Regions from separate parts of the Homo sapiens genome. Here region 2 is linked to region 1. Evidence: chromatin loops called from intact Hi-C (ENCODE). Cell type or tissue: K562. All regions are shown on one strand. Each heading gives the region's core, and the rest is flanking DNA. Links, peaks and the distances in the headings are about the cores only. Region 1 has its middle 12 kb from the start of CD226. Region 2 overlaps RTTN (rotatin).

Region 1 (15,963 bases), core at 2,716-10,715:
TTAAAGGCTAGTCGGGAAGAAGGAAAAAAATCTAGACACTTATTCAGAATAGCATTTAAAACAGAGGGTGAGGGAGCTGTGAATCTGAAGGCCTGCATGCACAGGCTTGAAGGAGTCTCCTGAGTTCAGATTGACTTGGAGGTTTCAACAAGTCAGAAGTTCCAGCACTGGAAGAATCCACTGGCCCATCTACAGCTGTCTCCAGCCCGGGTGCAGGGAGTTTCCGGGAAGATCCCAGAAAGGAGGCTGCTTCAAGTCGCCTCTGTGTAAAGTCCTCACATCTACTCACCACAGCTAAAGAAGAACAACAAGCATACATTTCCACAAGTGGAATTGTGACAATTGTGACTGTCAGTTTGACAGAAATGAAATCCTACTTCTCTTCTGATTTCCAGACCTCATGCAAGTGCCTTTGGTTGACAGAATCTCATTTGGAATCCCGCTGCCAGGGTTTCTGGCAGGTGCAGCATCCAGTCTTCCAGCCCCTAGATACAGGGCTCTTAGGGTGGCCGTAGAGTTTGTCATCCAAATCAAGACACGTTTGAAAATGAAATGCAAGCTTGGTAATAAATACAACAAGGTGAATATTGGACTGGTTTCAGGGAGCCCAAGCGATGTGATGCAGAAAGCATAGACAGAGAGGATGGTGCTGCTTTGCAGGAGGCAGGCTGGTGCATCTGGTCAACCGTGGCATTCTATCTCCTTCTGGGATGGAGTGAGGGCCCAGCAGGAGAAAGCCTTAAGCTCTACCTTTGAGCCAGCACTTGTATTTATTAAGATCTTATTGGGCATTTTGGCACTTCCCTCCCGCTCTTTATTTATTATTTATTTTTTATTATACTTTAAGTTCTATAAGTTCTAGGGTACATGTGCACAACGTGCAGGTTTGTTACATATATATACATGTGCCATGTTGGTGTGCTGCACCCATTAACTCATCATTTACATTAGGTATATCTCCTAATGCTTTCCCTACCCCCTCCCCCCCCCCACAACAGGCCCTGGTGTGTAATGTTCCCCTTCCTGTGTCCAAGTGTTCTCATTGTTCAATGCCCACCTATGAGTGAGAACATGCGGTGTTTGGTTTTTTGTTCTTGCGATAGTTTGTTGAGAATGATGGTTTCCGGCTTCATCCATGTCCCTACAAAGGACATGAACTCATCATTTTTTGTGGCTGCATAGTATTCCATGGTGTGTATGTGCCACATTTTCTTAATCCAGTCTATCATTGATGGACATTTGGGTTGGTTCCAAGTCTTTGCTATTGTGAATAGTGCCGCATTAAACATACGTGTGCATGTGCCTTTATAGCAGCATGATTTATAATCCTTTGGGTATATACCCAGTAATGGGATTGCTGGGTCAAATGGTATTTCTAGTTCTAGATCCTTGAGGAATCGCCACACTGTCTTCCACAATGGTTGAACTAGTTTACAGTCCCACCAACAGTGTAAAAGTGTTCCTATTTCTCCACATCCTCTCCAGCACCGGTTGTTTCCTGACTTTGTAATGATCACCGTTCTAACTGGTGTGAGATGGTATCTCATTGTGGTTTTGATTTGCATTTCTCTGATGGCCAGTGATGATAAACATTTTCTCATGTGTCTTTTGGCTGCATAAATGTCTTCTTTTGAGAAGTGTCTGTTCATATCCTTTGCCCACTTTTTGATGGGGTTGTTTTTTTTTTTTTTTGTAAATTTGTTTGAGTTCGTTGTAGATTCTGGATATTAGCCCTTTGTCAGATGAATAGGTTGCAAAATTTTACTCCCATTCTGTACGTTGTCTGTTCACTCTGATGGTAGTTTCTTTTGCTGTGCAGAAGCTCTTTAGTTTAATTAGATCCCATTTGTCAATTTTGGCTTTTGTTGCCATCGCTTTTGGTGTTTTAGACATGAAGTCCTTGCCCATGCCTATGTCCTGAATGGTATTGCCTAGGTTTTCTTCTAGAATTTTTATGGTTTTAGGTCTAACATTTAAGTCTTTAATCCATCTTGAATTAATTTTTGTGTAAGGTGTAAGGAAGGGATCCAGTTTCAGCTTTCTACATATGGCTAGCAAGTTTTCCCAGCACCATTTATTAAATAGGGAATCCTTTCCCCATTTCTTCTTTTTGTCAGGTTTGCCAAAGATCAGATGGTTGTAGATGTGTGGTATTATTTCTGAGGGCTCTGTTATGTTCCATTGGTCTGTATCTCTGTTTTGGTACCAGTAACATGCTGTTTTGGTTACTATAGCCTTGTAGTATAGTTTGAAGTCAGGTAGCGTGATGCCTCCAGCTTTGTTCTTTTGGCTTAGGATTGACTTGGCAATGCAAGCTCTTTTTTGGTTCCATTTGAACTTTAAAGTAGTTTTTTCTAGTTCTGTGAAGAAAGTCATTGGTAGCTTGATGGGGATGGCATTGAATCTATAAATTACCTTGGGCAGTATGGCCATTTTCATGATATTGATTCTTCCTATCCATGAGCATGGAATGTTCTTCCATTTGTTTGTGTCCTCTTTTATTTTGTTGAGCAGTGGTTTGTAGTTCTCCTTGAAGAGGTCCTTCACATCCCTTGTAAGTTGGATTCCTAGGTATTTTATTCTCTTTGAAGCAATTGTGAATGGGAGTTCACTCATGATTTGGCTCTCCGTTTGTCTGTTATTGGTGTATAAGAATCTTGTGATTTTTGCACATTGATTTTGTATCCTGAGACTTTGCTGAAGTTGCTTATCAGCTTAAGGAGATTTTGGTCTGAGACGATGGGGTTTTCTAGATATACAATCATGTCATCTGCAAACAGGGACAATTTGACTTCCTCTTTTCCTAATTGAATACCCTTTATTTCTTTCTTCTGCCTGATTGCCCTGGCCAGAACTTCCAACACTATGTTGAATGAGAGTGGTGAGAGAGGGCATCCCTGTCTTGTGCCAGTTTTCAAAGGGAATGCTTCCAGTTTTTGCCCATTCCATATGATATTGGCTGTGGGTTTGTCATAAATAGCTCTTATTATTGTGAGATACGTCCCATCAATACCTAATTTATTGAGAGTTTTTAGCATGAAGGGCTGTTGAATTTTGTCAAAGGCCTTTTCTGCATCTATTGAGATAATCATGTGTTTTTTGTCTTTGGTTCTGTTTATACGCTGGATTATGTTTATTGATTTTCGTATGTTGAACCAGCCTTGCATCCCAGGGATGAAGCCCACTTGATCATGGTGGATAAGCTTTTTGATGTGCTGCTGGATTCGGTTTGCCAGTATTTTATTGAGGATTTTTGCATCGATGTGCATCAGGGATATTGGTCTAAGATTCTCTTTTTTTGTTGTCTCTCTGCCAGGCTTTGGTATCAGGATGATGCTGGCCTCATAAAATGAGTTAGAGAGGATTCCCTCTTTTTCTATGGATTGGAATAGTTTCAGAAGGAATGGTACCACCTCCTCCTTGTACCTCTGGTAGAATTCGGCTGTGAATCTGTCTGGTCCTGGACTTTTTTTTGGTTGGTAGGCTATTAATTATTGCCTCAATTTCAGAGCCTGTTATTGGTCTATTCAGGGATTCAACTTCTTCCTGATTTAGTCTTGGGAGGGTGTATGTGTTGAGGAATTTATCCATTTCTTCTAGATTTTCTAGTTTATTTGCATAGAGGTGTTTATAGTATTCTCTGATGGTAGTTTGTATTTCTGTGGGATTGGTGGTGATATCCCCTTTATCATTTTTTATTGCGTCTATTGGATTCTTCCCTCTTTTCTTCTTTATTAGTCTTGCTAGTGGTCTATCAATTTTGTTGATCTTTTCAAAAAACCAGCTCCTGGATTCATTGATTTTTTGAAGGGTTTTTTGTGTCTCTATCTCCTTCGGTTCTTTTCTTCGCTCTTTAAATTCTAAGAACAAAACTGCAAAATAAGAGTTATGATCATAGCCAGGCAGCAATTGTTTTGTGAACTCTTACTATATGCTGGGCACTGCTCTTGGCACTGGGGATACAGCTAGGGTGATCAGCTGTCTGGGTTTGCCTGGGGATGTCCTGGAGTCAGCACTTCAAAGTCTTGAGTCCTGGGAAACTACGTGGCATCAGGCAAACACAGACAGTTGGTTGGTTTGTTACAGTGGTGAACGAGGCAGTCTTCACATCAAGGAACACATATTCAAGTTGGAGGGTCCAGAGACGAACACAAAATACAAACATAAGACAAAGGGCACAACTTTACATGGAGTGTGCCAGCAGGTTAGGAAGAATTTAAAGTATTTATATGTATATTGGTTTATCTGTTTATTTTATAAAATGAGCTGTCTTCTTCTTTCTCCAGTGGATGAAAGAGCTGGTTCCCTCAGCACACTCTTTGGTTTTCGGAACCACTGTTGACTGCCTCAAGCAGGTGCAGGTAGGGGTGAATAAATGCCCTTGCCTGGGGTAAGTCTATGGAAGGACCTTTTCCGGCTGATGCAGCCTGCCCTTCCTGAATCCGTGTAGTCTTTGGGGCCAAGGAGGCAACTTTTCAAATAGGCCACATGTCCTAGGAAGAGGAGGGTGAGACTCTGGCCCTGCTCCCCTTTAAAGCCAGAATTGTTAGATGCTTTCTGATAGCTGAGGGCAATCCTTACTGAGGAGTGGGTAGAAGACATACCCCATCCCCTCAAGAGAGCTGGCCATGAGGGAATGTGGGCTGGACCCAGGGAGTCCTGGTCACTGCTATATCAAGGATGACCCACTGTCCTGGTTTTCCCAGAACTGAGGGGTTTCCTTCAAACCCACAGCCCCCTTGGTGGCTCTTAGGGTGACCATAGAGTTTGTCACCCAAATCAAGACACTTTGGAGAGTGAAATGCCAGGTTGTTAATAAATACAACAAGGTGTATATTGGACTGGATTCAGGGAGCCCGAGAGATGTGATCTTAACCACATTAGATAACATTGTACCAGATTCAGATTCCAGGGAGGTGCAGCCAATGTGTGGCTGAGGCTGGAGACCCTCCCTCATTCAGGCACCTTGCTAAGGTGGTGGGTTTTGGGGACAGTGACTGTTCTGTAGATGCTAACTAAGCAGTTCAGATATAAGCTACATTGTCCAATTGCAGATGAAAATGTTCTCAGTAAAATATTCTAGAAAGAATATATCTTAATTTAAACAATATGAGGTTTCTGCCATTTTGGAAAATGAAATTTTCTTTAAATAATCTGAGATACAGCAGTATTGAGAGCTCAGGAGGCAAAACAACCTTTTTGACACTGAGAGTGTTAAAAGACCCTCAGTGGACCCCGACAAGAGTGGAGCCCACTGGGCCACGGGTAACATGAGGTGGGGGCTGCCTTCCTGGACGATCAGCTGTGGCCTAGCTGGGATCTGCACTGCCATCAATGTGCTGAGGACTGGAGGTCCCACAGCTAGCCAGGCGTGGAACAGGATTTGAACCCAAGTCTCTCTGCAAAGCTCACACTCTTATACTTACAGGATGGCAGCTCTCGCCCACTTTACTAAGTAGCCACAATGCAGTGTGCAATGTTATCAAATAGTTGCAGCAGAAAGGGATGTGGAATGCAGAGGAGAAAGGCATGAGCTTTGTCAGGGAACTGGGACTGGGGGAAAGAGATAGTGGGTATCTGCAAGTCCCTGTTTGTCCATATAGCTGTACTGCTGGCTGCTGCTTCCTGGTGTCATTTAGAAAAATTCCCAAAGAAGAACTTAGCACTTACCCGGGCCTGATGCTTGAGGTCTGGAGTCCTTAAGGTGTGTGTGTAAGTACTTATTTCCTTGAAACCTTGAGACCCTCAAGAGAGGGGGACTAAAAACAGTGGAGGAAGAAAAGAACAGTGGCCAAGGGAGTCGTGGGTGAAGTTTGCTGGGCCCTTGGCAATGCTAAAACCAGGTAAGAACCAGGGTGTGGATTTCTGCTCCAGGGAGCACCTTTCACAGCAGTTCATCCATTGCTTACTTTCATGGGGATATGTGTGTTGTAAAAGGTCTTCAATGATTGATTGTGCAAACATATAACATTTCCACAATATACTAGGTGAAGACCTTTTTGCAGAGTGCCGTCAATAAGTGCCTCATGAATAGCCATTCATAGCCTGACCTGCTTAATAATGTAAAAGAGTATAAAATTCCAGGTAACTAAAAAAATATTTTTGATGCATTCTCAAAATTGGGTCTTGCCATAGAGGAGCATAGGACATACCTCCATTTATTCAAGACTTCTTTTATTTCCTTTGATAAATTAGCAAATTTCTTTGTTTAAATCCTACAAATTCTTGAGGTACATTCATATATATTCACACAGGCACACAATTATACCTACATATACATACACGTGTAAATTTTGCTGTTCTTTTGGATAGGATATACAATAAAGCTACTGAGTCTTATAAAATTATTTTGCTAGGCAGCTTATTAAATTCTTTTCTGTTTTATTTGACCATGTTCTCTAGGTGGATCACCTACAAATCCTACATTTTAAATAATTTTCAAGGTTTACAGCTCCTATTCCTTTTTAAAATCCATTACATTTAGTTAAAACCTCCAGAATATGTTAAATATTGACAGTGATTGTGGCCATCCTTGTCTTATTTCAAAATTGAATTGAGATTTTTCTAGTGTCTCACTATCAAGGTTGCTGTTAGTTTCTCATAAATTTTCTTTATCATGCTGATGAAATTGTAAAATTGCTGTAAGTCTTTCCCAGGAAAGGATATTTAAAATTATCAAGTATCTGGCCAGGCACAGTGGCTCATGCCTGTAATTCCAGCACTTTGGGAGGCCGAGGCAGGCGGATCACTTGAGGTCAGGAATTCAAGACGAGCCTGGCCAAGAAGGCAAAACCCTGTTTCTACTAAAATTACAAAAATTAGCCATGCGTGTTGGTGCATGCCTGTAATCCCAGCTACTTGGGAGGCTGAGGCAGGAGAATCACTTGAACCCAGGTAGTGGAGGTTGCAGTGAGCCAAGATCGTGTCACTGTGCTCCAGCCTGGGCAATAGAGCAAGCCTCCATCTCAACAACAACAACGAAAATTGTCAAGTATCTTTTTGGCATTTACTGGTTGTGTTCATCATAATTGCCTTTTGTTGCTGGAGGAAACTGAGATGTTTGTTCTGCAGTAGCTCCTGCTTTCTATGTTCAGTTCGTTGCTTCCTTGTGGTCTCGTAGTGTCCTTTAACTCAGTCTTTTATTGCCTGTATTCTTTTTATTTTCTTTTTCTTTTCTTTTCTTTTTTTTTTTTTTAAGATGGAGTCTCGCTCTGTCACCCAGGTTGGAGTGCAGTGGCACAATCTTGGCTCACTACAACCACTGCCTCCCAGGTTCAAGTGGTTCTCGTGCCTCAGCCTCCCAAGTAGCTGGGATTACAGACGTGCACCACCACAACTGGCTAATTTTTGTATTTTTAGTAGAGACGGGGTTTCACCATATTGGCTAGGCTGGTCTCGAACTTCATGTGATCCGCCTGCCTTGGCCTCCCAAAGTGCTGGGATTACAGGTGTGAACCACCGTGCCCAGCCATTGCCTGCATTTTCTATGCACTGCTGGTTACTTCTAGAGGCTTGGCTGCATTCAGGCTCAGCTACTCGGGGAAGAGGACTTCCTAGGTGGCGCTGCTTTCTTCCTGCTGCATCGTGTTGGGAGTCCCTCTCATGCCTGGCTGTGCCATATTTAGCAAGATTACGGCTGATCTGAGGGCTCAGGTATCGTCAGTCAGCAGCACGTTTCATCATAGGGTTCCCCATTAACCTTCCACCTCATGGTTTTAGCATCTATTAACAATTGTCTCCATCTATTATTTTAATAGGGGTTGCAAAATGGTGACTTAAAAAATAACTATGATTGTTTTTTCCACTTAGTAGCTGAATTTTCCTATAAAGAGAAACTCGGGTCACCTTGAATTATAATTTGTACAGGAAAGGCAGAGCAAATGCTTGATTCTTTCTTTCCTTACCCTTTGTTAGAACAGCAAGTTAGTGCCTTGGTGACCTTAGAAAAAAAGAGGAAGGAGGTAGCTGATGCGATGCTGCAACTAGGGATGTGATGACTTTTGCTGTTTCCTGCTTCTGTCAGCAACTGGTAAGGTTGAAGAGTGTCTTTGCTTTAAGTTGTTCAAAAAGCCTTTTGCAAGGGTCATGAAAAAATGTTGGAGAGAGGGCTCTTGTTGATCTCTGAGTGGTAATCTTCATTCTATCTCACTGCTTTCCCTCTTTACGTCCATTTGTTCTGCTGGTTAGAACATTTAGGACATCTGTTCTCTGGAGGGATAGGGCAATTTAATTTGTCTCAGGTTATTTTTATTGTTTGTTTTGTAATTTATTATCGATCATGTGATATTTCAACATTTCCCCTGTTTGCTGAGTAAAATTCTGTAGTTACCATGTTGGGGGAACAATGTTGCATCCTTGGGGCCAAGATACTGGGATGCCTGTGTTTCTTTGGAAATGATTCAAAGCTAAGTCTTGGGTTCTTTGTATTTATTACCATATTTCGAGAGCCTCCAAGAGGAAGCTAAATAAACCAGAGAGGATAAACCTCTACAGAGAAACAACAAAAGGTATCTCCATTGTGCCTCCCTTAAAAATAGCAATAGCTAAATAATAAAAATAAAAAACAAAATAGCAATAGCTTTATTATGGGTGATAAGGAGAAGGATGTGTGTGTGTGTGTGTGTGTGTGTGTGTGTGTGTGTGTGTTTGCCTGTGAACACTGAATTAGGGAGTGACCATGAAAAACTAATTTGGGAAAACCCCCCAGCCTGTATCAATCTGCATTTTGTGAGTCAGGGAGTAAGCAAAAGATACTTTCAAGCTAGGTCCCTGTAGGTATGAGCAGCAGCTACTGTCACGATAGATAGGATTTGCATTCACCCTATTGTGAACCACGTGGGTAGACGGTGACTGTTTCAGCCGATGTGTGAGGTTCACTTCAGGGCCCACTGAATAATTTTGAGGAAGAGTTTTGACTCAAAAGAAAACTTGTCTTTGGGTGTGTCCTGCAAAAATCAGTGGGTGTTTTGGGTCAAGACTGTTTTTGTCTTTTTCCTTGAGAAAATCGAAAATTGAGGCAAAAAAGCAGCCCCAACGATGGCAGATTGGAAACAAGATGGAATTGGGATTGTGATCACAATATGGAAACCTTACAGATGGAAGTCATTGCATGGCTTCGTCCTATTCTACAAGTGCTGACTGAGCACCTGGCATGGTCAAGGGCCCTGTGCAAGGATCTGATAGAGCAGGGATAAGAGACTTTACCTGGGCCTGGAAGTGCCTGTCAGGCTCTAGTAAAAAATGCAGCGAGTGAATAGGCATAATAGGATGTGGCAAGTATTTCAGTGAGGACATATTTGGGGTTCTCAGGAAACTCACAGGACAGATGTGGGCCCCAGGGAGAGTATAAGATACATTGGAGCTGAGACCTGCTGGATGGGAGAGGGATAAGAGGTGAGGAAACTCCACGTGCAAAGGCCCTGCCCCATTAGAGCATTGTCCTCAAATTACACAATGTAAGTTGGATGAGCAATAAAGGCTAGGAGTGAGCAGAAGACTTATAAGACATAACACTGGGAAAATGGCAGTCATCAATGACGCAGGCCTTGCAAGTCAGTAAGACATTTGGATATTCTCTTGGGGACAGTGAGGCATTGAAGGGAGTGACGAGAGTCAGGCAGGTGTTTGAGAAGGCTACTCTGGCTACCTCTGGCCCACAATAAGTCTTAGTAAACACTTGTGTCTTGAGAGGCAGTATTGCACTTTCTTCTCCCTTGCTTTCGTATATGCGGTGGTCCAGCAGAAGAGACCAGTCCTGTACCTGCGATGCATAATTAAATGTGCAGGGTAGGGCAGCCCCATGAGTGCCTTCTCACCTGTCAAACGTCCTTCCTTCCTAGTCTTTCTATGAATTTTACACACTAAAGCCTCAGCCACAATCCTTCATGGTGGTTTAACCAGCAGGGAACCTCCATAACCTAATAAATCAAAGGAATCAATAAAACTAACGTTGCCATGGCCTGGTGCAGCAAAAAACCTAGTGTTTCTAAGAGACAAAAGCTGCTAAACATGCAGGGTTCGTTCTCAGGAAACACCGACTTGTGTACTTTTTCTGTCGGAGAATGGGAGACAAAGAAAAAAAAAAGAGTATCTAGAAAGTAAGACCGAAACATACTTAGATATGGGCAGAGATAAGGAAGCCTCTTGACTTAAAAAGAGGGCTGAATCTAATGTGCTTTGATTGGCAGGAAAAAACACGAGGAAGAAAAGGCAAAGAAACAAACTGATTTCGGCGGGGAGTGTAGTTTCTATTTAGAGCTAGAACAAAGGAGAAGTGCGTCCTTTCAAATTATAGATTCTTTGGGGGAAAAGAGGGACAGAACTTTATCTGAGTTTGGAATGAGTCTGAGTAGCTGCAATAGTAAAGTTGCTTCCAGAAGCAGGTAAACTTGACTTCAAAAAACCCCGCTTCATGAAATATTAGTGATTCACTTCAGTTGCTATCTGAGGAAGTTCTGGTAGAGAGAAGAGCTCAAGAGCATGGGCAGAGTCAGCTCCTGAGTGGGCTGAACGCTCCCCTCAGCTCCTGCAGTGCTAATTAAGGGAGGGAGCAGCGGGGAGCTTGCAGTGACCAAGAGGGTGTTGAGGCTAGGAGGCCACGATAAACAGGATACGATAAAAGTCCTTAACCAAGACGCAGATGGGAAGAAGCGTTAGAGCGAGCAGCACTCACATCTCAAGGTTAGTAACCTTCTCAGAAAAAAGACTGGATGTGTCTGAGCTCAACTTTTTAAATGAATCGTGTGCGAAAGGGTGGGGGCTGCCAGTGAAACCATGGCAAGTTGATGCAGCAGGACAAGAGAGTTGCCGGAAAAAGCTGGAGTAAGTTAAGTGCTCGGTGTTCTGTGAACTGTTAGTTTAATGAGGGGTGCAGTTTGTAGTAAAAGGGTGCCAGTTAAGTACTTTTTCTCAGTCTGTCTCTAGAATTGTATTTATAATAGATCTGATCGTAAAGTTCTTGAGAATAAGAAAACTGAGCTAATTTTACCGGCATCTGGTCTGTCAAGCTTAAATCTTCCTTCTCTCCAGCAAGACTGAACAAGGATGAACTTAAATAATAAATGTCCATGATCCAAAGATTTATTATCCTACTCAAGGGTTGGGAAACTTTTTCTGTAAAGGGCCAGATAGTTAATATTTACAGCTTTGTGGGCCGTGTGGTGTCTGTCAGTTGTGACCTAACACCTCTTGGTTCCAGCATTGCAGCACAAAAACAGCGGTGGATGGTATGTAACCAAGTGAGCATGGCTGTCTCCAACCAAACTGTTTATGGAAATCAGTGGGCTGCGCCCAGCCCTCAGGCCATAGTTTCAGAACCCTGTCTTAGAGGATCCCTGCTGAACCCCAACTGGAGTCTTTGCGTTGACTGGAAGTGGGGTTCTACTGGTCACTCAGCAGTAGCCTCACTCCTGGGGACATGTGTATGACTTGCCAAGGTTCTAAGGGTATCGTGGTCTAGAGGAGACCATGTGGCCCACATTGGAAAGGTTCTCTTAATGAGATTATTTGAGGAAGGGAGCAGAAACCCAGACTATTGTGTTCCTGAGGAAATTTTTTTTTTTTTTTTTTTTTTGAGATGGAGTCTCGCTCCTTTGCCCAGGCTGGAGTGCAGTGGTGCGATGTCGGCTCACTGCAAGCTCTGCCTCCTGGGTTCACGCCATTCTCCTGCCTCAGCCTCCTGAGTAGCTGGGACTACAGGTGCCCGCTACCACACCCGGCTAATTTTTTGTATTTTTAGCAGAGACGTGGTTTCACCGTGTTAGCCACGATGGTCTCGATCTCCTGACCTCATGATCCGCCCGCCTCGGCCTTCACTTTGGGATTACAGGCGTGAGCCACCGCACCCGGCCTCCTGTGGAAATCTTACTGGAAGTATGAGCCTCTTAACAGCTGGGGCATCCCAGCAGAAGGCAGGCAAACCCTCGCATCTGAGAAGGAGTGGAGGGAGCAAACGACCTCTCACACTATAATCTTCCCAGCCCCAGTCACTTGTTCTGAGTTTAGCTAGATTTTCTGTTCACAGTCCTCTGCTTTCCAGCATGTGAATAGTTTTCCAAGCAAGTGTCGAAAGGTATCAGAGCAGATTCTCCATCACACACATCAGGTGTTTTTGCATAAACTGGGGAAGGTGGGGTCATTGAGTAGACACTAGGAGACTCCTCCCAATGCTCAGAAACCATAGAGACATCTGGGGAAGCAGGACATATTGTAGGTAGCAGAAACAATGAAACTGAGGTGACAGGGAAGGTTCTACCTGGGTGGACAGCCTACAGGAAGAAGAACAGTGTGGCTGAAGAGTGTTCCCCGTCCCCACCCACCCAGGCCACCTAGGAGTCTGCATTCAGAGGCAAGCTTGTGAGATGAATTCATGCTCATGTGGTTAGCTGAGACATTTTTAATAGTAGAGAAATCCAGTAATATTTTGATTAATGACTTCCTTGAGGACAAAGCTCTTTTATACAGACAGCTCTATTAGAAAAAAAACCTCAAGCCAAAATCCCTTCATAAATCATGCAAAAAATGGCTGCTGACACAACAAAAATAGCTCAAGCGCTGTCTCTATTTGTCTTTGGTTAGATGTTGATAAATAGGGCTCATCTCTAGCAAAGTCGTAACAGCTGGACTTTGTCTTCAGCTGCAAGTCTTTCTGCCCCTTTCATTCGAATCTGTGACCTCTAGGACCCTCAATTCCAGGGTGCAAATACACAAGTTCTCTTCATCTCTTGACTAGTTGGCTCTGGATGCCTTGGGAATAAGGAGTTCCTACAAGTTATTACCAGTTAGTACCCCTTTTCCAGTCCTCCTCCCATGAACCTCATTTCTTTATCCTGGGTGAGGAAGTTCACTTTGGGCCTGATCATAGAAACCACCGAGAGTGGATGATGCTAGGTTTCATCTCATTTCCTTTAGGATTTGAGGCAGCACGGTGTTGCAGATGCCTGCTTGGCCCTCAGCCCTTCTACCTCTCTACCTGCACCTCTACCCCACTTTACCCAACCCTGACCCCTCCCTCAGAAAATAGATATGTTTTGGCATTTGTTTAATAAGCACATAATGATTTTTAAAAATATCTTAAATCATTTATCTGACAACCTCGACTATCATGATCTTTTGCATTATTGATTTCCAGCTGTTATCACAAAGTTGTGACAGAGTGTGTCTGTGGACTCTATGCTTAGACTGTACTATGCTAATGTACTGTATTCTTAGAATGTACTTGGCATCTTTGGACCGGGGTGGTTGGGGGATCAAATGAAATCAATTAATACGTGGCCAACAGCAAGATGGGGTGGCCTCATTCATTGGTAAGACCTGGGGTGAATGTGGACTCATACTATTCACTAGTAACAATTTTTAAAAATTGAGGTGAAATTCACATAACATTGTTCACCTAAGATTTAGTCAACATAAGATTAAACTTTTTTTTTTTTTTTTTGAAACGGAGTCTTGCTCTGTTGACCTGGCTGGAGTGCAGTGGCACAATCTCAGCTCACTGCAACCTCCACCTCCTGGGTTCAAGCGATTCTCCTGTCTCAGCCTCCCAAGTAGCTGGGATTACAGTTGCGCACCACCACGCACAGCTAATTTTTGTATTTTTAGTAGAGTCGGGGTTTCACCATGTTGGCCAGGCTGGTTTTGAATTCCTGACCTCAAGCAATCCACCTGCCTTGGCCTCCCAAAGTACTGGGATTACAGGTGTGAGCCACCACACCAGGTCAAGATTAAATATTTTAAAATATACAGTTCAGTGGTATTTAGTACATCCACAGTGTTCTGTGATGACCGCTTTTATCAGATTCCAAAACATTTTCATCATTTTAAAGAAAACCCCATACCTTAAACAGTCACTCCCTATTCCCTCCTTCCAACAGTCAATCAATTGGCAAATCACCAATCTGCTTTCCATCTCCATGGATTTAACTATCTGGATATTTCATATAAATGGATTCTTACAAAATGTGGCCTTTTGTTTCTGCATTCTTTGACTTAGCATAATGTTATCAAGGCTTATTCATGTTGTAGCATGCATTAGCCCTTCATTCCTTTTTATGGCTGAGTAATATTCCATTGTATGGATTTGATCACAATTTGTTCATTCATTCATTCACCTGTTGGCAGACGCTTGGATCGTTACCACCTTCTGGCTTTTGTGAATAATGCTGCTGTAAACATTGGTCTACAAATATTGGTTTGAGTATATTCTTTTGAGTATATACCTAGGAATAAAACTTCTGGGTCATACAGTAATCCTGTTGAACGTTTTGAAGAATCTCTAAACTGTTCTTCACAGCAGCTGCATCATTTTACATTTCTTTACAACGCTTGTGCAACAGTACACAAGGGTTCGAATTTCTCCACATTTTCCCTAACATATTAATTTTTCTCTTTTTGATTATGTCCATCCTAGTAGATATAAAGTGAGTTCTCATTGTGGTTCTTATTTGTGTTTCCTTATTGACTGATAATGTTGAGCATCTTTTGGAGAAAAATGTCTATTCAAGTACTTTGCCCATTTGAAAATTGGGTTGTTTCTTTTATGTTAAAGTGTGAGAGTTCCTTATATATTATGGATATTAGACCATAATCAGATAGATTATTTGCAAATATTTGCTTGCATTCTGTAGGGTGACTTTTCACTTTCTTGAAAATGTCCTTTGATGCACAAAAGTTTTTAATTTTAGTAAGTCCAATTTATTTTTTTCTTTTGTTGCCCATAGGTTTGCTGTCATGTCTAAGAATCCGTTGACAACTTCCAGGTCTTAAAAATTTACCCCTGTGCTTATTCTAAGATTTCTACAGTCTGAGGTCTTATATTTAGGTCAACCCATTTTGAGTTAATTTTTGTGTTTCACGGAGGTAGGGATCCAATTTCATGCTTTTGCATGTGGCTATCCAGTTGTCCCAGGACCATTTATTGAAGAAGCTATTCTTTCCCCACTCAGTGGGGTTGGCACCTTGTTGAATATCAATTGTTCATAGATGTATGGGCTTATTATTATTTTTATTTGTATAAATTCAAGGGGTACAAGGGCAGTTTTGTACAAGGGCAGTTTTATTATGTAGTGGTGAAGTCTGGACTTTTAATATAACCATCACCTGAATAATATATGTTGTACACATTAAGTAATTTCTATCCCTCACCCCTTTCTACTCTCCCATTCTTCCAAGTCTCCAGTGTCCATTATTGCATACTGTATGTCCATGGGTACACATTATTTTGCTCCCATTTATAAGTGAGAACATGTGGTTTTTGAGTTTCTGTGTCTGAGTTGTTTCATTTAATATAATGGCTTCCCGGTCTATCTATGTTGCTGCAAAAGACATGATTTCATTCTTTTTAGGGCTGTGTAGTATTCCATTGTGGATATATACCACAGTTTCTTTATCTAACCCTTCATTGATGGGCACTTAGGTTGATTCCATATCTTGGTTATTGTGAATAGTGCTGCAATAAACATATAAGGGCAGGTATATTTTTAATATAATGATTTCTTTTCCTTTGGGTAGATACCCTGTAGTGAGACTGCCGGATCTAATGGTAATTCTATTTTTAGTTCTTTGAGGAACTGCCATACTATTTTCCATAGACGTTGTACTAATTTACATTCCCATGAACAGTGTATAAATGTTCTCTTTCCTCCACATCCTACCTAACATCTGTTTTGATCATCATTTCAATTTCCTTGGTCTATTTGTCTATGTATATGCCAATACCCACACTGTTTTGATTACTGTAGCTGTGTACTACAGTTTTGAAATGGGAAATGTTAGTCTTTCAGCTTTTTCTTCTTTTTTAATACCATTTTGGCTATTCAGGACCCCTTGCAATTCTATGTAATATGTTCAGACTTCAGAGTTGGTGGATTCAGTAGCTCAGTAATGCCATCTGAGCCCCACATTCATTCTGTCTCTCTCTACCACCCTGTTTGTCCTCAGGCTGATTTCCTTCAATATGGCTGCCTG
Region 2 (15,963 bases), core at 107-8,106, 65 kb before region 1:
TATTATCTCATGAACAAACACTCATTACAGCATAGTCACACAACTGGTAATTGATGGAGCTAATATTTGCCCCAAATCTGGGTGGTTGCAGAGCTGGTATTCCTCATCTCTGTTTATCTCCTCCTGTGCCTTCTGAATATCTCCTCTAGCATTGAATCTGCTGGACTCATGTTTAAACTGCATGCTCAGGTAAACTGAAAATAACATAGTTATATAATAACTACTGTGGTTAACAAGATCTGCCACCCACTTATTCAACAAATGAAAGTGTGTGAATAGTATAAATATATAAATATACATATATGTGTGTAGGTAAGGCCGTTATAGCAGCACTCTATGTAATAACTAGTTTCTACTGCATTTAAGAAACCAAGACAAAGTCTTATTTAATAATGTAATTGATGCAGGAGATTGATTGTATGTTTATCAGTTCTTTTTTTTTTTTTTTTTGCCTCTTTTCCTCCCTAGCCAAAGGCCCTTCATCATTGAGAAAGTCAGCCAACACCTGATATTATTGAAAATCTCTCAGTATCTGCCTCACTTTATTGAGATGAAACATGGAGGCTATCATATATCCGAGTTCCTCCATGCTTGATAGAACAGAAATAGCTTTTTCATGGTGAATGTGCTTCTTGAGATATGGTCATCTTTCAGAGATCGTTAGCCTGTCAGTTCCCTCAAAGTTACAGTGGTTGGGCATGATTAGAGCACACCTGCATTGTCCCGTGACCCAAAGGGGAGGGAATTACTATACACAAAAAGTGAAGTATGCTGTTGCATTCACAGTTTTCAACTGCTTTTTGTTTAAATAGGAGGATGGTGTTATTAAAGAGTTAAGCATTGCCATGCAGCTCCTAAGAAACTGTCTTTATCAAAATGAGGAATGTAAAGTAAGTAGAACTACTTTTCAAAATTTTAATAGGAGTACTGGTATTAAGCAGTTTAATTTTTATGTGAGATAATGTAGTAGGAAAAATGGAAAGCTCTGACTTTTAAATTTTTAGACACACAGTTGATTGGTCCTTAAACTCAGTGTTAATTGTCAGAAATGTGTGTATCTAATCATTATTCATCGACACTGATTACATTTCTTCGCAAACTTCAGCCTCATTCTGTACTCTTAGGTATTTTAAATGTTTTACATATGGAATGAATGGCTGGATGTGTTTTATAAGGTAGATTCTTTCAAAACGGGTTGTCAAAACAACTCTTCAAGGAAATAAGTGAAGCTATCTGTATCTATAAGGAAAGAAAATGAAGAGTTTCCTGCTTCAAAGGAGAAGATAGTTAGAGCTGCTACCTAGTGTGGCCACATCCACCGAGAGGAAGTTTCTTCTAGCTCTGCTGACTCCCTGTGACCATTTACATGGCCCTTCTGTCTAAAAATCACTGAGATGTTTTGCTTCGTCTGTAAGCACTGATGATGTTTTAAACCATTGTATCAGTACTACTATAGAGGATATAATCTTGTGAACACTCTGATTTGCTTTGTCTATAGTTTTACAACACTTTTGAAATACTAGATTGATGCTTTAATGCAGAAATACTAGATTATTCTTTATAAAAGCTGGCCACGAAAATAAAAATTTTAAAAAATACTAAATTAAAGCTTTAATATAGAAAGCAAAGATAAATTATGGAAGCTTTTATTGCCTTATAAATTTTTACCTGTTTTGCTCTTACTTGTGGTAAGAGCACAACTGGAAAAACCATACCACATCTGGAAAATGGACATGTTGAACACACTTACTCCTTAAGCGATGTTAAAAAGCCAGATACATGACTCACAATTTATATTTCAAAGTAGTTTGATGGAAATTAAGTATTTATTTATACAATTTATTAAAATTCCCTATATATGAATTTATATGAACTTTTTCTCAAGACAAAAGTGCCATTAATAAACTTAATGATTCCTTCATGCTTATGATATTATGCTTGTGACTGGATGTACAGTCAGTATTTGTGTGTAAATTTAAATATATAAATTTCATGTGTATGTGCAGTTAATATTCATTCATGACACCTTATTCAGGGAAATACTCTGGAATACTTTACATGTGGGATCTACCTATAAAGATTTATGAAGTGCTAACCTGGCTACTAGTTATAAATATTGTGCTCAATTTGTATCACATTAGCCATTTACAAAAGTGTGATATCTCAATAAGTCAAAGCATTTCTGTATTTCTAAGTTGTTTAATAAGAAGTAAATCCAAAGAATATTAAGATTATCCTTGAGTATAAATATAATATTATGGAGGTAGGGATTGTTAATTTCAATTTCAGCTTTTATCAGGTGTATGGCATGTTCTCATTATTAATAGTTGGCCACTATTGGGTAATTCACCAGGTCACCCACTGCCACCCCACCCTGCTGTTTGCATATGCATAACATTAGGGGTTTTCATACTGGAAGGAGCATGGTGGCTGTGAGGTAAATGAATTAAACAGTGGACAAGGTTAGACGGAGGGGACTGTCATAGTCCAGACAAGAGATGATGACACCTTAACTTGAGCAGGTAGAAAGGAGAAGGAGGGTAGGGAGTAAATTTGAGGCATTGAGAAGAGGAGGAATGTAGAATGACTTCCAAACTCCAGTTTAAGCCACTGCATTATCATGCATTAAGAGTGCATGATAGAGCAGAGCACAGGTGTGAGAGACCCGATATTCATGCTTGCACGTGCTAGCCTCAAGAGTCTTTGGGGCATCCAGGTGAAAAATGGCTTGTGGCCTGTAGATTTTATGGGTCTGGGACTCTAAGGAGTGATACAAGCTGGGGATATTAGGAGTTATCAATGTGTAGATGGTGTTTGTGGTCCTCACTATTGTTGAAATTTCCCAAGAAAGTATGTAATGAAAACCAAGGTCATATCTTTGGAAAACAGGAACATTTAAGAGGGGGCAGAAAACAACTGAGAAGGGAATACTGGAGAAGGAATTTGGAGATTGCATTAGGCCGTTCTTGCCTTGCTATGAAGAAATATCTGAGACTAGGTAATTTATTAAAGAAAAGAGGTTTAATTGGCTCACAGTTCTGCAGGGTATAGAGGAAGCACAGTGGCGTCTGCTTCTGGGGAGGCCTCAGGAAACTTCCAATCATGACAAGAAGGCAAAAGGGGAACAGGCACATCACATTACTAGAACTGGAGCAAGAGTGAGAGAGCTGGCGAGGAGGTACCACACACTTTTAAATGACCAGATCTCATGAGATCACTCACTGTCTTGAGGAAAGCACCAAGCCATGAGGAATCCGCCCCCAAGATATAAACACCTCCCACCAGGCCTCACCTCTAGCACTGGGGATTACAATTCAACATGAGATTTGGGCAGGGACAAATATCCAGACTCTTATCAGAAATGATCCAGGATAGAGCAGCAGCGGGGAAATTAAGAGACATATAGCAAATGCCACCGTGCTTAAGCGTTGTTGGCAACCACAAAAGTAGAAGCGGCCTCAATAGAATCATCAGGGCAGAAAATAAACGGTAATGAGCTAAAGATTAAATGTGAGGCAGGGAAATTACAGCAATAATAATGTAGAAGTTTGGTCATGAATAGTGGCATTAATAATTTAGGACATATAAGATGAAAGGAAATGAGTATGTTTGTTTCTCTTAACACGTAAACTACTTGAATACAGGCACAGAAATGAGCAAATTGGGGACGAGTTGTTTAAGAGATAGCAAGAGGAGAACTAACTGGTGGATTAAGATCCCTGAGGAGGCAGGAAGAGCTGTGTTTCAGAACACAGATGGATGTATCAATCTCTGGCAGGCAAGAAGTGGAACACCTCTTTGTCACTACCGGGCAGACAGGAAGGATGAATGGATGAAAATACAGATAAACTATGTGGACAGAATGGCAGAGTAGATAAAGGAGTTTGTACTTAATCGTTTCTGTCTTCTCTGTGAAATAGTAAACAAGGTCATCTGCTGCAGATGGAGGGCCGTGTGCCACAGAGAGTGGTGAACAAGGGAAGAACTTTAGGGAGAGCACTGGGAATGACTTCAGTGCTTACGGAGAGTGTTGAACATTGGGAATCACTTCTCTTCTGCCACTTGATGCTATGTGAAATCGTATAGGGTGTGTGTATTTATGTGCATGCTCACGTGCATAATCATGGGTCTACAAATTACCTCGGAATTCTTGTTCATTTAAAATAGATATTGCTGCACTTAAACAGCTATATTTTATCTGCAATATTGTCCCAGGGTAACTGATCTTTGTAATAAAGACTCTGAGTTACTTCAGAATTTTTCAATTTATCATAATATTTAGACTGAATTTTATATATTCAAATTACTCAAAAACTGTAATTTACTTTGAGTATATACACACATACACAGAGAGAGAGAAGGAGAGGGAGAGAGGGTGGGCAAAGAGGACTCAGAGTTGATCAGAATGTTTACTTAACCAGAAATTCTCACTTCTTGGCCAGTTCATAGCATTTACAGGAATTTATTCAGTGTTGTGAGATATCACTTTGCTGTTTAATTTACATGTTACACAGGCTATTTTCTATGCTTCCTAACTTAGTGGTACATCTTAACCACCCTGGTGTTGAAGCGACGTCCTGAGATTGGTCAGGCTCGTGGTCAGGGCAGCCATGTGTGGAGCCCAATGGGGCTGGGGCAGGATGCTGAAGCCATCCACAGGGTTCTCCTTGGGTCTTATGTTGATGGCTTTCTGTTGTTGTTTTGATTTTAATGTTATATTTTCATATATTCAGACTAATGCTGTCTTTTTCCCTTCCTTCAACAGGAAGCAGCTCTTGAAGCTCACCTTGTCCCTGTCTTGCACTCTCTCTGGCCTTGGATTTTGATGGATGATTCATTGATGCAAATTTCTCTGCAGCTCCTTTGTGTCTATACTGCAAATTTTCCAAATGGTAATAGGATCCAATACTGCCTTTCAATAATATACCAAAATACTAGTTTTATAAATGTTGTTAAGGTGGACTGGAAAAACTAATACATATTTTGAAGTATTTCTCTGATTTATTGAGGATATGATGGGCAAAGGCAAGCTTTCTCGTAGGTATTATGAGAGCAGACAGATATTTTAGTGTGTTTGTTGACATGAGAGAGTCATTGGCAGCGCAGGGAATAGAGAGGGAGGACTGGTCTGATTATCTGGCAATGGGAAATTGAGTTTAGTAGGAAAATTGAGAGGATAAAAATTATGATGTAAGACCTCAAAAGCCACGTGAAGGTTAGAACTTCTCATAGATTCTAGAGCAGGAGACTGGCATGTTGAAAGTTCTCATAACAGTTGGTCTGGTGATACTTGATATCACTAGGGCTCCTCTTTCGCTCATGCACTTGATAGACACTTTATCAAGAGCCTGTGGTGGGCCATGCATTGTGAGTTCTGGTGAGAGTGATCTGAAATGAGATAGGAGGACAGGTCATGTAGGGCCTCAGAGGCCAGAGTAGGGAGTTTGGATTTTTATGTGAGTGTAACAGGATGACATTGGCAGTTGTAAGCTGGTGAGTGGCATGATTTAATTTGTGTTTAAGAAGGATTAGGCTGGGTGCAGTGGCTCATGCCTGTAATGCCAGCACTTTGGGAGACCCAGGCAGGCGGATCACTTGAAGTCTGGAGTTTGAGACTAGCCTGGCAAACATGAGGAAACCCTGTCTCTACTAAAAACACAAAAATTAGCCAGGCATGATGGTGCATGCCTGTAGTTCCAGCTACTCAGGAGGCTGAAGCAGGAGAATCACTTGAACCCAGGAAGCGGAGGTTACAGTGAGCCGAGATCACGCCACTATACTCCAGCCTGGGCAACAGAGTGAGACTCTGTCTCACAAAGAAAAGAAAAGAAAAATTGCCCTGGGTGGTATGTGGAGAATGAATGATTGGGAGCAAGTCTAGAAGCAGGGAGACTTGTCATGGAGATATAATGGTGGCTTGGGCTTGAGTGGTAGCTGGAGAGATTGAGAGAAGTAGACAGATTCAGTATATAGCTCAAAGGTAGAGTCAAGGATACCTGTTGTGGGAGGTAGGAAGGAAAAAAAGGTGTCCGGGGTGAACTTCATTTGGAGAAATGAGCCTGAGTGCACAGTAGTGCCATTTACTAAAATGGGGAAGATTTAAAAGAAGCAGACTTGAAGTGAGAAAGTAGTAGGAATCAAGAGTTCTGTTTGGTCTTGTTAAGTCTAAGGTGTTGATGTTCACTCAAGTGAAAATAGTAAGCTGGAGTTGAATTCAATGGAGTGTAGAGATAAGTTTGAAGATTTCAAATGTTGGGAATATTATTAGTTATTTATTGCTACAAAAGAAATTACTCTAAAATTTAGCATCTGCAAACATTAATCATTTCATTATGCCACGGCTTCTGTGGCTCAGGAATCTGGGCGTGGCTAATCTGGGTGGTCCTCGCTCAGAGTCTCTGCAATCATCTGAAGTCTTGACTGGGATAGAGGATCCAGTGTGACTATGGGAGCCTCAATTCCTTGCTACTTAGGGCTGTCTCAAACGACCCAGAATGAGTGGGCTGAGGGCAGAAGTTATAGTCTCTTATAATCCAGTCTCAGAAGTAACTGAACAGCACTCCTAGCTCTTGTGGGTCACACATACCAACCCTGGTACAGAGGCAGGCGCCACTGGGACCATCTTGGAGGCTGGCTACCACAGGAGTCATTGTCATGTAGATTGTACTTAAAGCCACGTGGCTGTTTGCGATTACCCAGGGAGAATGTGTAGATGGAGAAGCAGAAACCCATGACCAAGTTCTGAGGCACATCAACATTTGGAGTTAATCAAAAGATGAGAAACCAGCAGAAAAAAAAGAGAAGGAGCAGCCAATGAGATAACAGTGCACAGTCACAGAAAGTCAGAGAAGGGCATGCTCAGTTGTGTGGAATGCTATTGAAAATTCTGCTAAAGTGAGGATAGAAAAAATGGCTGTTGGACTTAGCAGTATTGATGTTCTTTTGGACCTTGAGGGTAATTTTAGTGCAGTGCCAGAACAGAAACCTACTTAGTGTGAGCTGAGGAGAGAAGATGAAGAAGTAGAGGAGACAGCTTTTCCAAAATGTACTACTCTTAAGAGGACAAAGAAATGGAGCAACAGCAAGAGACAGATGTGGAGTCAAAGGAGGAGTTTTTGCTCGTTTTTAAAGATGTATGTTTTTAAGGCATGTTTATTAACTTAAGGGATTGGGAGAATGAGGTGCAGGAAAGAGTGCAGGTAAGAGCCCAGCCTGAGAGGGTAAGAGAGGTGAGAGCTAGAGCACAGCTGACAACAGAAGCGGAGGGAAGGCTGAGAGGAAGGATGTGGATTTAGGAGGGCTGGTAGACTTGATGGGAATGATGAGAAAATTCCCATTTTGAATACTTCTGCTTTCTTCATTTAGGAGAGAACACTGACCACTAAGAATGAGCAAAGACAAGGAGTAGAGGTGATGTGAGAAGAGGAGAAAGTGTGAAGTAGCTGTTTTTAGAGGAAGGAAAGTAAACACACCAGAGAAGCAAAGTAGGATTGCTGGCAGTGTTAAGTACCACTTATGGTCATAAATTTAAGAAAATAAATTAGAATTTATGGTCATAATTTATGGTCATAAATTTAAGATTTAAATTTTATTAAATTTATGGTCATAAATTTAAGATTTGACTAGCAAGTTTTTGTACTTTCTTCTAACAACACTCAGTAGCCCAGCAACTGGGGTCTCTGAATATCAAAGGTTATACAGAGAAGGGACTGGAACTCACAACAGTTAAGGAGCCCATCTAGTTACTGCCAGATGCTGTTGATGGCTTATTCCTTTGAATAATCTGCCAGATGCTGATGATGGCTTATTCCTTTGAATAATCTGACACCTCTGGAGCTGTCCATTTCGATACCCAACTCAGGTTGTCTCCAGTCAGCACAAAGAGATATAAACAGACCTTCAAGCTCTTGAACTTGAACTGTCATTGAAGCATATGTGTACAGGATTGTCCTTGCCTTCATTCTGTGCTGTTAACTTTCTCCATTCCTTAGGTCTGGTGGGAATGTCTCCTTTCAGTGCATTTTCCAGCTCCACTAGTATATCTTTTGTTTGTTTACTCATCTTTTATGAGTTTCTTTTACAGAATGTATTTGATTCTGATCAGTTTATACTTAAGTTGGCCTCCTCGTATGAACTTTCACAAGTCAATTATACCTTAGGTTTATGTATAATACAGTCTTATTGATTTAACATTAAAATATATTTCTAATTTTTTTTTCTCCCTCAATAAGTCTCATTCAGTTACTTAATTTCCTGAGAAACACTGAACCCTGGAAAGCCTGTAGATGCCACTTTTGGCTCCTGCTATGCTAAGCTGTATGACCTTGAACAACAAACTGGCTTTTCTGAGCTCCATATCTTTGTTGACCAAATATAGAAAATAGTATTTGTTTTGTCCGCTTTCCCAGGGATATTATGTTCCTTATTTGTATGTTATGTAAAATGAAGGCATTAGACAAGTTATCTCCCATTTCTAAAATTCTGTTCCTTTACACAGGCCTTTATTTAGATGTTTTCTTTAGCAACTATTAAAAACCCTAGTATGTTTATTTTATTCTTTTTTTAAAAATAAACCTGGTGTCTTAAAGTGCTTTAGTGAGATAATTAGGCCCTCAGTGAGGACAGTATATCTATTAGGTTGACTGTAGACACCAACATTAGCCTCCATTGCTAATTTGCAGTTCACAGGTTAATGGCCTAGTCATTTTGTTAGACAGATATGCTTTGCCACTTAGTGTCTTCAAAAACTAAACAGGGAAACTGAGAAGACATTGTGATAGGCTGTTATTTTTGAAGGTTGCAGTTCTCTTTGTTGGTCAAGTTGTGGACAACACCCTGTTCAAGCTACACATAGAGGAGCCGTGAGCAACTCTCTGATGCTGTGTATCCTAAAGTTGGCTTCCCAGATGCCACTGGAGAACACCACGGTTCAGCAGATGGTTTTTATGCTTCTTTCAAACCTGGCCTTGTCGCATGACTGTAAAGGAGTAATTCAGAAGGTACGCACTTAAACTCCCCACATATCTTAAAAGGGTACTCAGTGAAATAATCTTTCCAATCAAAAGTTTACAACTCAATTTCTAAGATTATTATGATTTTGAGGCATTTTATTTTAAAGGATTATAAAAGGGTTAAGAGGTTCACTTTGTTTAAAGCCAGTTGATAGATGACACGTGCAGAAGGACAGGAGCTAGAGTAGAGTCATACCATTTCCTTCTCATTTATCTTCTTAGCTTTCGGATTGTATTTTATCATTCTCAAAGATGAGGGTTTTAGAAAGATAGCCGTCTTACATTTATTGGAAATAATAAAAGTAATATATTGGTCTTTAAACAGACCAAATTGGGCAGTAACAATTTCAGTTTAATTTCATTGACAAAATGGTTTATGAAATCACAGCCCACTTCCCCCAGTTAGACTTAACTTCCTTATGGCATGTTAAGCAATTTTATGAGTTCTCTAGGATTCCAGTTCCCAATCTAGACTTCTCATCACTGATTTTAACTTAAGGTAATTTAAAAGGGATGTAATGAGTTAAATAAATTCTAGTACACATGTGCACTTATATTCTGTATTTAGATGTGTATAAACAGAATCCCTAATTGGGAAAATCCCTTCAAATTTGAATGTAATCAGATTATATACTACTTACTAGTATTGTAATTTGAGTGTTTCCATTTCTTTTACTTGAAGGCCAAGATAAATTGCAGAAGTTGAGAGCATTTATAAGAATTGAGTCTCCTTTTCCTCTACTGTTTCTTCTCCCTGAACTCCTCAGAAGATACTTTGTTATCACCACATAAATAGAAAGTTCGGTCTTTCTAAGGAAATGGAAAGATCAATCTTACCAAGGAAAGATGTTTTCAGTGGCACGTTGGAGCCAGCCTCCTACTGACTCATGAGTGTCATCTTAAATTTGCAGGAATTTTATAAAAATTCCAGTTGATGTTACATTGTTATTTTGAAATCAGCCACAGTGGGCATATCACACCACGTAATTCAGCGAACTGTACAAATCTTGGATCTTTTCTACCCTCACCACAATCAGTTGTTTATTTACCAGCACATGGCTGGATATTTTCTTCATGTATATGTTCATGTATGTCATATATGTATATATATTTGAATATATTTTCTTCATATATGTATTCATATACATGCATCACTTCCAAAATGAGACATTCTCTTGAACTGGATATATGTGATTAGCATCCATAAGAATGAGAGATTCTGCATATGTGAGAGCAGAGCGGGGGCAGTGCTTTCCACCACTTCCTTATAGAGCATGTTGGTGGGAAGCTAAGTGGGAGCACCCAGAAGGAATGTAAGTGCCAATCTCGAGTCTGGTCTGTGACTTTGAGCTGGAGACCTATTCTCTTTCAGCTTCATTTGGGTTTAACAAAATAATCTCTAAGATATGTTCAACTCTTAATCTGTTATTCTGGTGCTATACTTAAGAATATTTTGATGAAGTGTGATCAGACTCTCTTTCCAGGGACGGATTAATCAAGTCTTTTTCCTCTGCTCTAATTAGGAAATGCCTGAGACTTCCTCTGCTGCATTAAGTAATAATGAGCCCAGACACTTAACACTTCTACTTCTTCATTACTCATCTGTAGGACATAGAAAATGCAGCAGGTGGTATTGTACAACTCAGGCTCCGAAATATCCTGCTTGTTTGTTTTTTTTTCTACCATGGTATACATCTCTACATATTCTACCTGGTGTAGGAAATTGTCTGAAAACATCTTTAGAAGCAGCAAAAAAAAAAAAAAAAAAAAAAAAAAGGAGTGCCCACAGCACATTTATATTTGAGAGCACTGACATCTGCTTTATCACCCTTGTCAGTCCCAAATCCAGCAAGGGTTGAATCTAAAAACTGTCAGTTTGGCTGACAGTAGGTGTGAGTGACAGCACATGCAGCTGAAAGTGGGCATGTAATTTTACAGTTTACTTATTGTGTGGGTAATGTTGATAATATTTCTGTAGCTCATTTCATTCTTAACACTCAGAGTCCTTTTGTATAAAAACGTTAAGTTTATTTTATAGATTAAAGCCAACATCTTGATTTTGGTCTAGGAAAACCTAAGAGATAAACTGGAGTAGATTTAAACAGAGAGAGAGAAGAGTTATTCTGTGCAATCATAAAAGTTAAGTGATTGCATTTCATTTCTAAAATGTCCACCTAACTGTGGTTTCCATGCTGCCATGGGCTGCAGCTTGATGCAGCACTTTTATACTTTGCATATAGATTAGTCTAAGCAATAATTTATTATCTTTCTTATAGTGAAGGGTTTGGTGGGGTTTTTTGGAAGGGGCTTTATTTGGAGGTTGAAAAGACTCTTACAGTTCAAATAATAGAGCTTTCTCATCTGTAAGCATAATAGAATGACGTGTAGCCATCAGAAATTCTTACTTGTAATGATAAGTACCTGGGATAAAGTGAATGTAAGATGTATCTATAGATTTGATAAAAACAACAACAACACCTGTAGCTATAATGATTCAAAATACCCTCACTACTTCCAGAGTTGTTAACTAGTATTCAAGACTGATTTGGATTTTTGCCTTTTTTCCTTCCATAGGGTAGCTTTTAATAGCAAAATCACCAGAAGGCAGAGAGAAGAGAAAACTCAAGAGCCCTGAAATAATCTCCAAACTTAATTACCAATTCTAAATAATTAAGAGTTAACTATAGTATACTTCATCCATCATGAGGAAATAATTAGCAGGAATTAAAACTTGAGCACTATTTTGTTCTTCTTACCTTTTTCACTTATGCTTGGAAATAATATAGATGGAATATTCAGAAGCTATTAGAAAGGAGAAATTAATGTAGAGGGAGAGTATATCAGAATGTTAGTTAATTGGTCACCAAGGGACTAGGAAAATAATGAAAAAGATGAGAAGAAAATAATATTCTCTCTATTTATCCACAGAGTAACTTCTTACAGAACTTCCTCTCTCTAGCATTGCCAAAAGGAGGAAATAAACATCTAAGTAATCTGACTATTCTTTGGTTGAAGTTACTCCTGAATATATCATCTGGAGAAGATGGGCAACAAATGATTCTGAGGCTTGATGGCTGTCTAGACTTACTAACAGAGATGAGCAAATACAAGCACAAGAGCAGCCCTTTATTGCCTCTTCTTATCTTTCATAATGTTTGCTTCAGTCCTGCAAATAAACCCAAGATCCTGGCTAATGGTAAGTTTTCACACACACATACATTTATATATGTAGTTATTCATAGACTGTTCAGGTCAACACCAAATAATTTTATAAATAATTTTCTAGGCATTTATTAAGCACCCACTGTGTTCAAAGCACTGTGGAAGGCATGGGAATGAATCAGGCATGGCTTCAGCCTTCCGTGGGCTTCCAGGAGTCTCCTGAGGTTAGCAAATCATGTCATTCCAGTGCACATACTGGACACCTGGAGGAAGGGGAGCCGTGGACGAGGGCTCCCTGGCCTTACCTTCTGCTCCCTCTCCTCTCTCCTTGCTCTTCCTCTAACTCCAGCTCCCCTCTTCTGCATCTTCAAGCAAATGCTACTATGTCAATGAAGCCTCTCGGGAACCATGTGTTAATATAATAGCCCCGCACCCAGGGGGCCTTCTCTTTCCTCCTCCTCACTATTTCCTTTCCTGGTTTTGTTTCCCTCCGTAGTATTATCGCCATCTGATAGATTATGTGTTTCATGTATCTGTCTATTCCTAGTCTTCCCACACTAGAAGGTAAGCTCTTATGGGGTCAGGAGGCTTTTGTCTGCTTTGTTTATGTGTAGCACCTAGAATTGTGCCTGCAACTAGCGAGCACTCAATAAATATTTGATGATTGAGAGAGATCCCAAGCAGACCGGAGAGAGTTCAGGGCTTGAGATCAGATGGTGCAGTGAGCCTCGCAGAGACTTCATTCTCTGAGATGTAGGACAGATGGAGGCGAGGATTGGTAAGGATTCAGAAAAAAATTGAAGCAAAAAGAATCGGAAAGATCTTTTTCTGCAACCATGTGTTATCTCTGTGAGGAGTATGTGAATTTCGTGGGGAGTGAGTTTTATAAAAGACATGTGTTCTAGTGAAAAACAGAAGGTGGGCTCCAGACCCCTACACACCTGGTCTTGAATGCCAGCACTAGGGCATCACTCCAGCGTCGCCTGGTGCAGCCTCGCTGGGCCCAGCTTCTTCATCTATAAAAGAAGCCCACTCTTCTTGGTTTGGTAAGAATCAGTTTATAAACACACATAAAGTGCCTAGCGCTATTTCTGGTACATGATAAATGTTTAAGATAGATTCATTCTCTTGTTTTTTTCATGTTTTTCACTTAAACTTTTCTCAGAAGCATTTTTCTGTGAAATCAAGGGTTTTCTAAGTGTACGAAAATGATTCTTCTTATATTTTGTGGTGTATATAGTTGTGATTCTATTTTTCTGATAAGCATTCTGATAATCAACTGCTAGATATGATATAGAAGGATGTTTAAAGTTCAGTTAGCTTGTAGCAGACCTAACCTTACTGTGGATTTTGCACTCTGCCTTCCGGTGGCTGCTGTGCTGATGCTGCGTTCTCTGTTGCTGCGTGATGTACATCACTGGTTTTATTTCCATCCTCTCCCACTGTAGCTGCTTCAGCCCTCACATTTGTAAAATGAGGGTGATGATAATCCCTCCTCAGGGCAATGAGAGAGCCTGTGAAGTGTTTGTGACCATTCTTGGTATATAGCAGCTACTCAGTAACATCTGTTATTGTTTATTCACCTTTCTTAGAATGATTTTTTTTTTCTTTGAGGGCTACTTACTCCAGTTTATTATTGAGAGTTGGAAAAAGGTCAAGCTTTTTGAGAAGTGAAGGAGAGAAGTCTGCATTTTCCACTTCTAGACCCCTCTAGAATTATTTTTAGCATTTCTTTGTAGTCAGCAATGCTTTTTCTCCTTCATTAGCTTAAAGCAGATGGATAAACTTTGGTGAGAAGCTTCCCCTAGCCCACAGACTAGAGATCAGTGGGCTTTTCAGGCAGGGGTAAGATAAGAGACATCAGCTGTGCAGTTTCTGTGTGGAACTATAAAGGGATGTCACAGCCTATGCCTCGCTTTCCACTTGGGGATTTATGGAGGAGGCCTTAGCAGAGTCAGCCAGCTTAAAAGTCTCCCAGGAAAGGCTGCCTCTGATCGGTAGCACCCACACATCTGGTTTAAATGGTCAGGAGTGGAGTGTGCAGTGGAGCTTGACCTTGCTGGTAAAAATAGATCTGGGGCTTGGCATGGTGGCTCACAACTGTAATCCCAGTACTTTGGGAGACCGTGGTGGGTGGATCATTTGAGGTCAAGAGTTTGAGATCAGTCTGGCCAACATGGTGAAACCCCGCCTCTACTAAAAATACAAAAATTAGCCAGGCATGGTGGCGGGCACCTTGTAGTCCCCAGTAGTAGAATTGCTTGAACTGGGGAGACGGAGGTTGCAGTGAGCCAAGATCGCGCCACTGCACTCCAGCCTGGGCAACAGAGTGAGACTTCATCTCCAAAAAAAAAAAAAGATCTGGAACATTCCTTGTTTCTGGCAATGCCAGACTAAGTCTCTTCTGAAAACGACAATAACATGCTAGACAGGCTGTATTAAAATGCACCTCAAAATAATCACAAAAACTGAAAAGATAGAAACTCCCAGTCCAGTTTTGATTGAAAGTCTTGCCCAGACAAGTAAGAAGTATATAGAAAATTATTTTGCCCCAAGTGCATTTGCCAAGGTTGTATGCTTGGCTTTTGTTGAGGAGTATCGAGGGGTGAGAGGACAGAAGCCGCGATTCCCCAAAGTGGGGATTCTTACTGGCTATCCTGCTTGTATTAAGCTGGACCTCCAAAGAACCATTCTCTTAATAGATGGATGGGTCAAAAATAAGTTGGTTTCCCAAACTTCATGAAGGAGACTGTAAAGAAAAGGAAAAAAAAAATGTGAGAATGGGTACTACAGACTGCTTCTGATAGGGCTCTGCACCCAAAGTTGGCCGTGAACTTGGCTTGAGGTGTCTTCGATTGATGGTGCCTGTGGGTACTTAGCAGAAAGCAAACTGCCTTGGTGATGGATGAAAGACAAGTTCATACTGGGCCTCAGGGAACCTCTACAAATAATTTTTCAAAAGCATTAACCAGTACAAAGTTAGAGATAATCAAGCACATTAGGAGACATGGCAACATGTAGTAAGAAACAGCAGAAGAATAAAAATACCAGCTTATCTGCCCAGACTTTGAATATGGGAATTACAAAGCATGGGTTTAAAAATAACTTTAATTATACCATATTTAGATAAATAAATGACAAGCTTGAAAATTTTAGGAAATGGGAAACTGACAAGTTGAAATATTTGAAAAGAACCAAACAGAACTTCAAGAACTTTACTGTGCAGTATGATAATCAGCCACATGTAGCTATTTAAATTTAAACTAATTAAAATTATTCAGTTGTACTCACTACATGTGGCTAGTGGCTATCTTATTAAATAGCAAGATATAAATATTTCCATTATTGTAGGAAGTTCTGTTTTACAACAGTAATCTAGAACTTCAGTGGCCAAAATTGAAAACTTAATATACATGTCTGACAGCAAGTTAGGTATAGCAGAGAACTTAGGAATTAGAAGATAGATTAGAAAAATATTATCCAGAATGCAGCAGAGAAAGCTAAAAAGATGAGAAAGGATCAAAAGAATCAAAGGTAAGTGACACAGCAGATATATCAAGACAGTCTTTGTGTTTAATGAAGTGTCCTAGGAGAATGGGAGAGGAAATATTTGAAGAAATGATGGGTAAAAACTTTAAGAACTTTTCTAAGACATTAATGTCACCATAACTGACAACTCACTGTAATTACCAAACTGACATCCCTAAACTTATACTTAAACCAATTGTATTAAGAAGGTAATATTCAATTATTATATTAAGGTAACATTCAATTATTATATTAAGGTAAT

What was found. A loop is a pair of places that touch in the nucleus more often than their neighbours do. Peaks named below come from ENCODE experiments on the same cell type or tissue, not always from the same donor. Only the 100,000 strongest peaks of a DNase experiment are listed, where the experiment ranks them.
Region 2: a loop joins it to region 1, with 4 times the contacts of the local background. A loop is called at or near these places in 2 of 110 quality-filtered maps.

What each region holds. Positions count from the first base shown.
Region 1 is chr18:69,951,472-69,967,434 of GRCh38, reverse strand. It overlaps a transcript of CD226 not described here. Among named protein-coding and RNA genes, the nearest start is that of CD226, 12 kb to the right of the region's middle. In K562, for the core only: a CTCF peak has its summit at 7,555; DNase peaks (open chromatin) are centred at 5,544 and 10,564.
Region 2 is chr18:70,013,651-70,029,613 of GRCh38, reverse strand. It overlaps RTTN (rotatin), which reads left to right. Exons shown (of 49, transcript NM_173630.4): 43 at 813-890; 44 at 4,766-4,892; 45 at 8,797-8,999; 46 at 11,940-12,207. Among named protein-coding and RNA genes, the nearest start is that of CD226, 74 kb to the right of the region's middle. RefSeq lists silencers at 4,498-4,557, 4,568-4,617. In K562, for the core only: no CTCF peak of the experiment used is centred there; a DNase peak (open chromatin) is centred at 3,773.